Regions from separate parts of the Homo sapiens genome. Here region 1 is linked to region 2. Evidence: read pairs that join two places in POLR2A ChIA-PET (ENCODE). Cell type or tissue: GM12878. All regions are shown on one strand. Each heading gives the region's core, and the rest is flanking DNA. Links, peaks and the distances in the headings are about the cores only.

What was found. Peaks named below come from ENCODE experiments on the same cell type or tissue, not always from the same donor. Only the 100,000 strongest peaks of a DNase experiment are listed, where the experiment ranks them.
Region 1: POLR2A ChIA-PET joins it to region 2 with 8 read pairs; 1 of 35 experiments calls an interaction of 5 or more read pairs at or near these places.

What each region holds. Positions count from the first base shown.
Region 1 is chr2:26,007,239-26,011,127 of GRCh38, reverse strand. No RefSeq gene overlaps it. Among named protein-coding and RNA genes, the nearest start is that of RAB10, 25 kb to the left of the region's middle. In GM12878, for the core only: no CTCF peak of the experiment used is centred there; a DNase peak (open chromatin) is centred at 2,109.
Region 2 is chr2:25,741,077-25,744,965 of GRCh38, reverse strand. ASXL2 (ASXL transcriptional regulator 2) reads left to right here. Exons shown (of 13, transcript NM_018263.6): 13 at 490-3,889. The coding sequence ends at 2,937. Among named protein-coding and RNA genes, the nearest start is that of DTNB, 69 kb to the right of the region's middle. RefSeq lists an enhancer at 793-1,293. In GM12878, for the core only: no CTCF peak of the experiment used is centred there; a DNase peak (open chromatin) is centred at 1,695.

The DNA.
Region 1 (3,889 bases), core at 958-3,457, 270 kb before region 2:
TTTTTAACACCATAGTGCCTGTTTTTGAACTTGCAGTATGTATTCTTTTGTGTCTGACCTTTTCTGTGTGTTGTGTGAAGAAATAATTCCTTTCACTGCTATGTAACATCCCATTTTATTTTATTTTATTTATTTTTCGAGATGGAGTTTCACTCTTGTTGCTCAGGCTGGATGGAGTACAATGGTGCAATCTTGGCTCACTGCAACCTCCGCCTCCCGGGTTCAAGCGATTCTCCTGCCTCAGCCTCCCAAGTAGCTGGGATTATAGGCATGCACCACCACAGCCAGCTAATTTTGTATTTTTTGTAGAGATGGGGTTTCTCCATGTTGGTCAGGCTGATCTCGAACTCCCGACCTCAGGTGATCCACCCAGCTAGGCCTCCCAAAGTGCTGGGATTACAGGCATGAGCCACCTCACCCGGCCTACATCTCATTTTATTTTATTTTATTTTATTTTTATTTATTTATTTATTTTGAGACGGAGTCTTGCTCTGTCACCCAGGCTGGAGTGCATTTGCGAGTTCTCGGCTCACTGCAAGCTCCGCCTCCCAGTTCACGCCATTCGCCTGCCTCAGCCTCCTGAGAAGGTGGGACTACAGGTGCCCCTACCACGTTCGGCTAATTTTTTGTATTTTTAATGGAGATGGGGTTTCACCGTGTTAGCCAGGATGGTCTCGATCTCCTGACCTCATGATCTGCCTGCCTTGGCCTCCCAAAGTGCTGGGATTACAGGCGTGAGCCACCGTGCCCAGCCATTTGTATTTTCTTGAGACGGAGTTGTGCTCTTATTGCCCAGGCTGGAGGGCAATGGCACAATCTCAGCTCACTGCAACCTCCACCTCCCGGGTTCAAGCAATTCTCCTGCCTCAGCCTCCCAAGTAGCTGTGATTACAGGCATGTGCCACCACACCCGGCTAATTTTGTATTTTTAGTAGAGATGGGGTTTCACCATGTTGGTCAGGCTGGTCTCGAACTCCTGACCTCAGGTGATCCACCCACCTTGGCCTCCCAAAGTGCTGGGATTACAAGCATGAGCCACTGTGCCCATCCCCATTTTATTAATATACCATATTATTCATCTATTCTAAGGTTGATGGGTATTTGAGTTGTTTCTAGTTTGGGGCTATTATAAATAGTGCTGCTGTGAACATTTTTGCACTTTTTTTGAAGCCTATGTATGTATGCATATTTCTAGGAGTACATGTGTATGTATTTCTAGGAACTGCTAGATCATGACTAGGTATCTCTTCTACTTTAGTAGATACCGCTAGTTTCCCAAAGTAGCTATCCAGTTTACACTCCCACTAGCAATGTATGAGAGTTCCAGTTGCTCCACATCTTCACCAACACTTAGTATTGTGTATTTTTCATCTTAGCTGTTCTAATGGACTTTACTTACATTACCTTTTAGAACACCCCACAGGCATAATAAAACTACCAAGCTTAATGAGCTGGCAATGTGCCAGTTCGAGACTCCTGTATGTCAGGTCTTCCATATGCATTCTGTTATGTTTGTGTTCACCAGGATTATATTTGGGCAGAATTTGAGAACTAAGTGTTAGATGTTGCACCATATAAAGAAATGGGGGGAGGAAAGGCAAACAAGGGCAGTTGTGGCAGGGGAAGCAATATGTGGAAAGGAAGGAAGTCATAAAAGGGCTTGGCTCGGGGCTGCCTGGTACAATTGTGCATGATTCTTGGAGTTGTTATTCACTCCTTTGTCTATGGGAATAGCACCTCCTGGAACTGTGCAGTGCACAACCTATGAAGCTGCACACAGCAGCCATGCCTGTCATGGTCAGGGATAAAAAGAACTTTGGTGTGTCTGGAAGGCAGGATGGGTAGGGTAGAGGAGCAGGAGAAGCCAGATTCAGAGATGGGGCAATATAACTGACTCAGCCTTTGTCAGATGTCAGAGGCTTCCTTTGAAACTCCACCCTACCATCAGCCCTCCCCTGCTAGCAGGATTGTACAAGCTTCCTCCTCTTGGATACCTCACCCCTCTGAACCAACAGAGCTGCCACTGAATTGGGGCTGAGGTGAACCCATGCCAGGAAGGAGAAATGCTGAGCAAGCCCTGGCTTGTCTTGCTTCATGACTCTGATTTCAACAAACTGAGGAACCAACACCCTGGCCTTCCCCTATCTTGGGCTTCCTCTTTGCCTACAGCTTCAGTGTACTATTCTGCCTGGGAAAACCAGATAAACTGGGGTGGGAAGCGGTGCCCCACCCACTCAACACCCTAGGTTTGTGTTACTGAGTCACCAGGGTGGTTTCTGAGGACACAAGAAAGTAACAGGAGAATCCTGGGGCTCCCAGGCATCATCCTCATGGCCTGCCAGAGTTAAGGGAACCCCTCTGAAAGAGATCCTTGGGTTGACACTCTTTTGTCTCCTCAGTACATTTTATTCCTGTATGTGGTGTCTTTTTGTTTGTTTGTTTGTTTGTTTGTTTTGGTTTTTTGTTGGTTTTTTTTTTGAGACTGAGTCTCACTTTGTCACCCAGGCTGGAGTGCAGTGGCACGATCTCAGCTCGCTGCAAACCTCCGCCTCCCGGATTCAAGTGATTCTCTTGTCTCAGCCTCCTGAGTAGCTGGGATTACAGGCATGCGCCACCATTCCCTGCTAAGTTTTGTATTTTTATTGGAGATGAGGTTTTGCCATATTGGCCAGACTGGTCTCAAACTCCTGACCTTAGGTGATCCACACACCTCGGCCTCTTAAAGTGCTGGGATTACAAGCATGAGCCACCATGCCCAGCCAGAAGATTACTTTTGGTTACTTTGTTTTAGAGACAGGGTCTTGCTATGTTGCCCTGCTGGTCTAAAACCCCTGGGCTCAAGCAATCCTCTCACCTTGGCCTCCTGAGTAGCTGGGACTGTAGGTATGCACACTGCACCCAGCTCAGAAGATCATTTTTAAAACAACCAACAAAGATGTACTGCAGACTTAAAATGTGTTCAACAGTGGGTTAGGCCCTTATAAGGAGTAGAGAACAATAGGCACAAGTTCTTCTCTCAAATAAGCTAATAACTAGAGAAAATTAAAATTAGCATGAACTCCCTGAGCAGACACCAGCTGGGAACAGTGAGAGTGTTAAACATGGCAGGAGGAGAGGAGGAGCTATCTTGAGACGCAACATTGTTTCCATTTCATCTGTAAGTGTTGATGATCCATGAGAGAATTGTCAAATAAACTGTAATATTCTTAAAAAAAAAAAAAAATAGAGGGCTGGGCGCAGTGGCTCACACCTGTAATCCCAGCACTTTGGGAGGCCCAGGTGGGCTGATTGCCTGAGGTCAGGAGTTCGAGACCAATCTGGCCAACATGGCGAAACCCTGTCTCTACTAAAAATGCAAAAAAATTTGCTGGACATGGTAGTGTGCGCCTGTAATCCCAGCTATTCAGGAGGCTGAGGCAGGAGAATTGCTTGAACCAGGTAGGTGGAGGTTGCAGTGAGCTGAGATTGCACCTCTGCACTCCAGCCTGGGCGACAGAGCAAGACTCTGTCACACACACACACACACACACACACACACACACCCACACACACACAAATGGAGATGAGGTCTCACTGTGCTGTCCAGGCTGCTCCTGAACTCCTAGGCTCAAATGATCTTCCTGCCTTGGCCTCCCAAAGTACTGGGATTACAAGTGTGAGCCACCATGCCCGGCTCAACTGTAATATTCCTAAAAAACAACCTAGACAATGAAAGACCATATCTAATTATTATTATTATTGAGATGGGATCTTACTCTGTCACCCAGGCTGGTGTGCAGTGGCACAATCTCGGCTCACTGCAATCTTTGCCTCCCGAGTTCAAGCTACTGTCCTGCCTCAGCCTTTTGAGTAGCTGGGATTACAGGCGCGCACCACCACGCCCAGCTAA
Region 2 (3,889 bases), core at 477-2,976:
TGTGTGTGTGTGTGTGTGTGTGTGTGTGTGGAACAGAGAAGAGCAAGTATTTTCCCCTGGACCTTGGTAGTAAAGCTAAGAACTAAAAGACAGTAGTGGTATGGGTGGCTGGCTTGCTTGCTTTTCTCTTCTTTCTCAAACATAAATACACTTTTTAAAAATGCAAATACCATAGAAAACTTTGTATCATAATAAGCACTTGTAATAGTGGCATTAGGAGGGAGTTGAGATAGGAAAAGAGGTGTGGGGATTTGGGGTGAGAGTGGAAGCAGTCGTCTTTGGCACCAATAGAAAAAGTGGATGCAAGGACCCTAGAGACAAACTAGTATTGCTGTCTCCAAGGTTTGGCCTCTCGGCCATAGACCACCCATGTTTGTCACAGGTACTGTAGTGTTCATCTGTTTTTAAAATGTGAGGGCTAATGAAGTTTTGTTATTCTTACAAATGAAAACTAAGCTCTGTTGTTTTTTTCCCCTCTACTTCTTTCAGATCCCGGTCTCCAGAATCTCCCCCATGCCGTTTCATCCATCGCAGGTCTCTCCCAGGGCTCGTTTTCCAGTCTCCATCACTAGTCCTAACAGAACAGGAGCCAGAACTCTTGCAGACATCAAAGCAAAAGCCCAACTGGTCAAAGCACAGAGGGCAGCAGCTGCCGCTGCCGCCGCAGCTGCTGCAGCCGCCTCAGTTGGAGGGACCATTCCAGGACCTGGCCCAGGGGGTGGACAAGGTCCAGGAGAGGGTGGTGAAGGGCAGACTGCTAGAGGAGGCAGTCCAGGCTCAGACAGAGTCAGTGAAACTGGAAAGGGCCCCACACTGGAACTGGCAGGAACTGGAAGCAGGGGAGGTACGAGAGAGCTTTTACCCTGTGGTCCAGAGACTCAGCCCCAGTCTGAGACCAAGACCACCCCAAGCCAGGCACAGCCTCATAGTGTCTCTGGAGCACAACTACAGCAAACCCCCCCAGTGCCTCCAACACCTGCCGTCAGTGGAGCATGCACAAGTGTCCCATCACCAGCCCACATAGAGAAATTGGATAATGAAAAACTGAACCCCACCAGAGCAACAGCCACAGTGGCCTCTGTCAGCCATCCACAAGGGCCCAGTAGTTGCAGACAGGAGAAAGCACCTTCTCCAACAGGTCCTGCTCTAATCTCAGGTGCCTCACCTGTTCATTGTGCAGCTGATGGCACAGTTGAGCTCAAAGCAGGTCCTAGTAAGAATATACCTAACCCTTCAGCCTCATCAAAGACAGATGCTAGTGTGCCAGTGGCTGTAACTCCCTCCCCTTTAACATCTTTATTGACCACAGCCACTTTAGAAAAGCTTCCTGTACCCCAGGTCAGTGCAACTACAGCACCTGCTGGATCAGCTCCACCCTCGAGCACTTTGCCAGCAGCTTCTAGCCTTAAAACCCCAGGAACTTCTTTAAACATGAATGGACCCACTTTAAGACCAACCTCTAGTATCCCTGCTAATAATCCTTTAGTGACTCAGCTGCTTCAAGGCAAAGATGTTCCCATGGAGCAAATTCTGCCTAAACCTCTCACCAAAGTTGAAATGAAAACGGTTCCACTGACTGCAAAAGAGGAAAGGGGGATGGGAGCGCTCATAGCTACCAACACAACAGAAAATAGCACCAGAGAGGAAGTTAATGAGAGACAGTCCCATCCAGCTACGCAGCAGCAGCTGGGCAAAACCTTGCAAAGTAAGCAGCTCCCCCAGGTTCCAAGGCCCCTTCAGCTCTTTTCAGCTAAGGAGCTGAGGGACTCCAGCATTGACACACACCAATACCACGAAGGACTAAGTAAAGCAACCCAAGATCAGATCCTTCAGACTCTCATTCAGAGGGTTCGGAGGCAGAATCTTCTCTCAGTTGTGCCGCCCTCACAGTTCAACTTCGCTCACTCAGGTTTCCAGCTGGAAGACATCTCCACAAGCCAGAGGTTCATGCTGGGTTTTGCTGGCAGAAGGACATCCAAACCTGCAATGGCAGGGCACTACTTACTGAATATTTCTACCTACGGCCGGGGCTCAGAGAGCTTTAGGAGGACCCATTCTGTAAACCCTGAAGATCGTTTTTGTCTAAGCAGCCCCACTGAAGCCTTGAAAATGGGATATACAGACTGTAAAAATGCAACAGGAGAGAGTAGCAGCAGCAAAGAAGATGACACTGATGAGGAAAGTACTGGTGATGAGCAGGAATCTGTCACAGTGAAAGAGGAGCCCCAGGTTTCCCAGAGTGCTGGCAAGGGTGACACAAGTTCAGGACCTCACAGCAGGGAAACTCTATCTACCAGTGATTGCTTAGCTAGCAAGAATGTGAAGGCTGAGATACCATTGAATGAGCAAACCACTTTAAGTAAGGAGAATTACCTGTTCACTAGAGGCCAAACATTTGATGAAAAGACCCTAGCCAGAGATTTAATTCAGGCAGCACAGAAGCAGATGGCTCATGCAGTGAGAGGTAAGGCAATCCGTAGCAGCCCCGAGCTTTTCAGTTCTACTGTTCTTCCTCTGCCTGCAGACAGCCCCACCCACCAGCCCCTACTCCTTCCACCCCTGCAAACCCCGAAGTTGTATGGAAGCCCCACCCAGATAGGGCCAAGCTATAGAGGCATGATCAATGTCTCCACCTCATCTGACATGGACCATAACTCTGCTGTACCAGGTAGCCAGGTATCTAGCAATGTAGGTGATGTCATGTCATTTTCAGTGACTGTCACTACCATCCCTGCTAGCCAAGCTATGAATCCCAGCAGCCATGGCCAGACCATTCCTGTTCAGGCGTTCTCCGAAGAGAACAGCATAGAGGGCACGCCTTCGAAATGTTACTGCCGCTTGAAAGCCATGATCATGTGCAAAGGCTGTGGCGCTTTCTGCCATGATGATTGCATCGGCCCCTCCAAACTGTGCGTCTCCTGCCTTGTCGTTCGGTAATGAGACTAGAAAGAGATACACTGTAAAGGAGGGGGAAGGGAAGGGTTGACCAGTTGGGTTTTTTGCGTCCTTTTGGAATCACAGAAATAAACAAGTAGGTTTCAGTTGTCTTCAGAGACAAATGTTACTTAATCAGGAATACAAAGTACAGATTTTTTACATTTTAGAGGAAGAGCACCTTGTATAGTAAGTCTAAGTCAAGCAAGACTTTGTGAATTTGTGACAAGTTTGCACTTACAAAATCATGTAAATATGTCACATTTTGTTTAACATTATTTTTCCAAGTGTTTAGGTAATAATGTATTACTTTGAATTCAGATTAATGTTCTACTACTTGTGACTGAGAAAAGTTTAATGCCGGCATGGTAAAAGGAAGCTGTCTCCCTTCTGACATTTCCTAGGAAGCTAGGAAAAGGAAAGTGAAGGAATGGTCTAAAGAAATGACCATTCACACTGATTTTGTCTGGACAGTCTGGCCGCAGGTTATTCATAGATTATTCAGCCTTTGCAGGACTTGGATTCAGGGTTTTACTCAGTCCCTTTACCTTAGGTGGAATCTTCTTAAATTGAAATTTTTGGTAAGGAATTCATTTCACAGGTAGTGTTTCAGACTCTGAAAGCCCTGACTTGGTTCTTGGCTTCTACTGTACTAGTTACTAGTTACTGGTACTGTTGCCAAGCAATCTGCTTGGAATTTGTGGATCCCTGCTGTTCCCTAATCCCACCCCCTGCCCTGAGACAGTGAATGTAGTCCGTGAAGGGAGTGCCTCTCTGGGACCCCCTGTGTTGTTACAGGCTGTGCAGTGCAACAATTCCAGCAAAAATACCCTATCCCCGCACTTAGTCATTCGTGGTAACTAACAATTTTGAAATACTCATATAAAATGAACAGGAAAGTGTTAGTGATTGGGTGATTTGAGCTACATCTTGTTGAGCAAGGGGAGTGAAACCA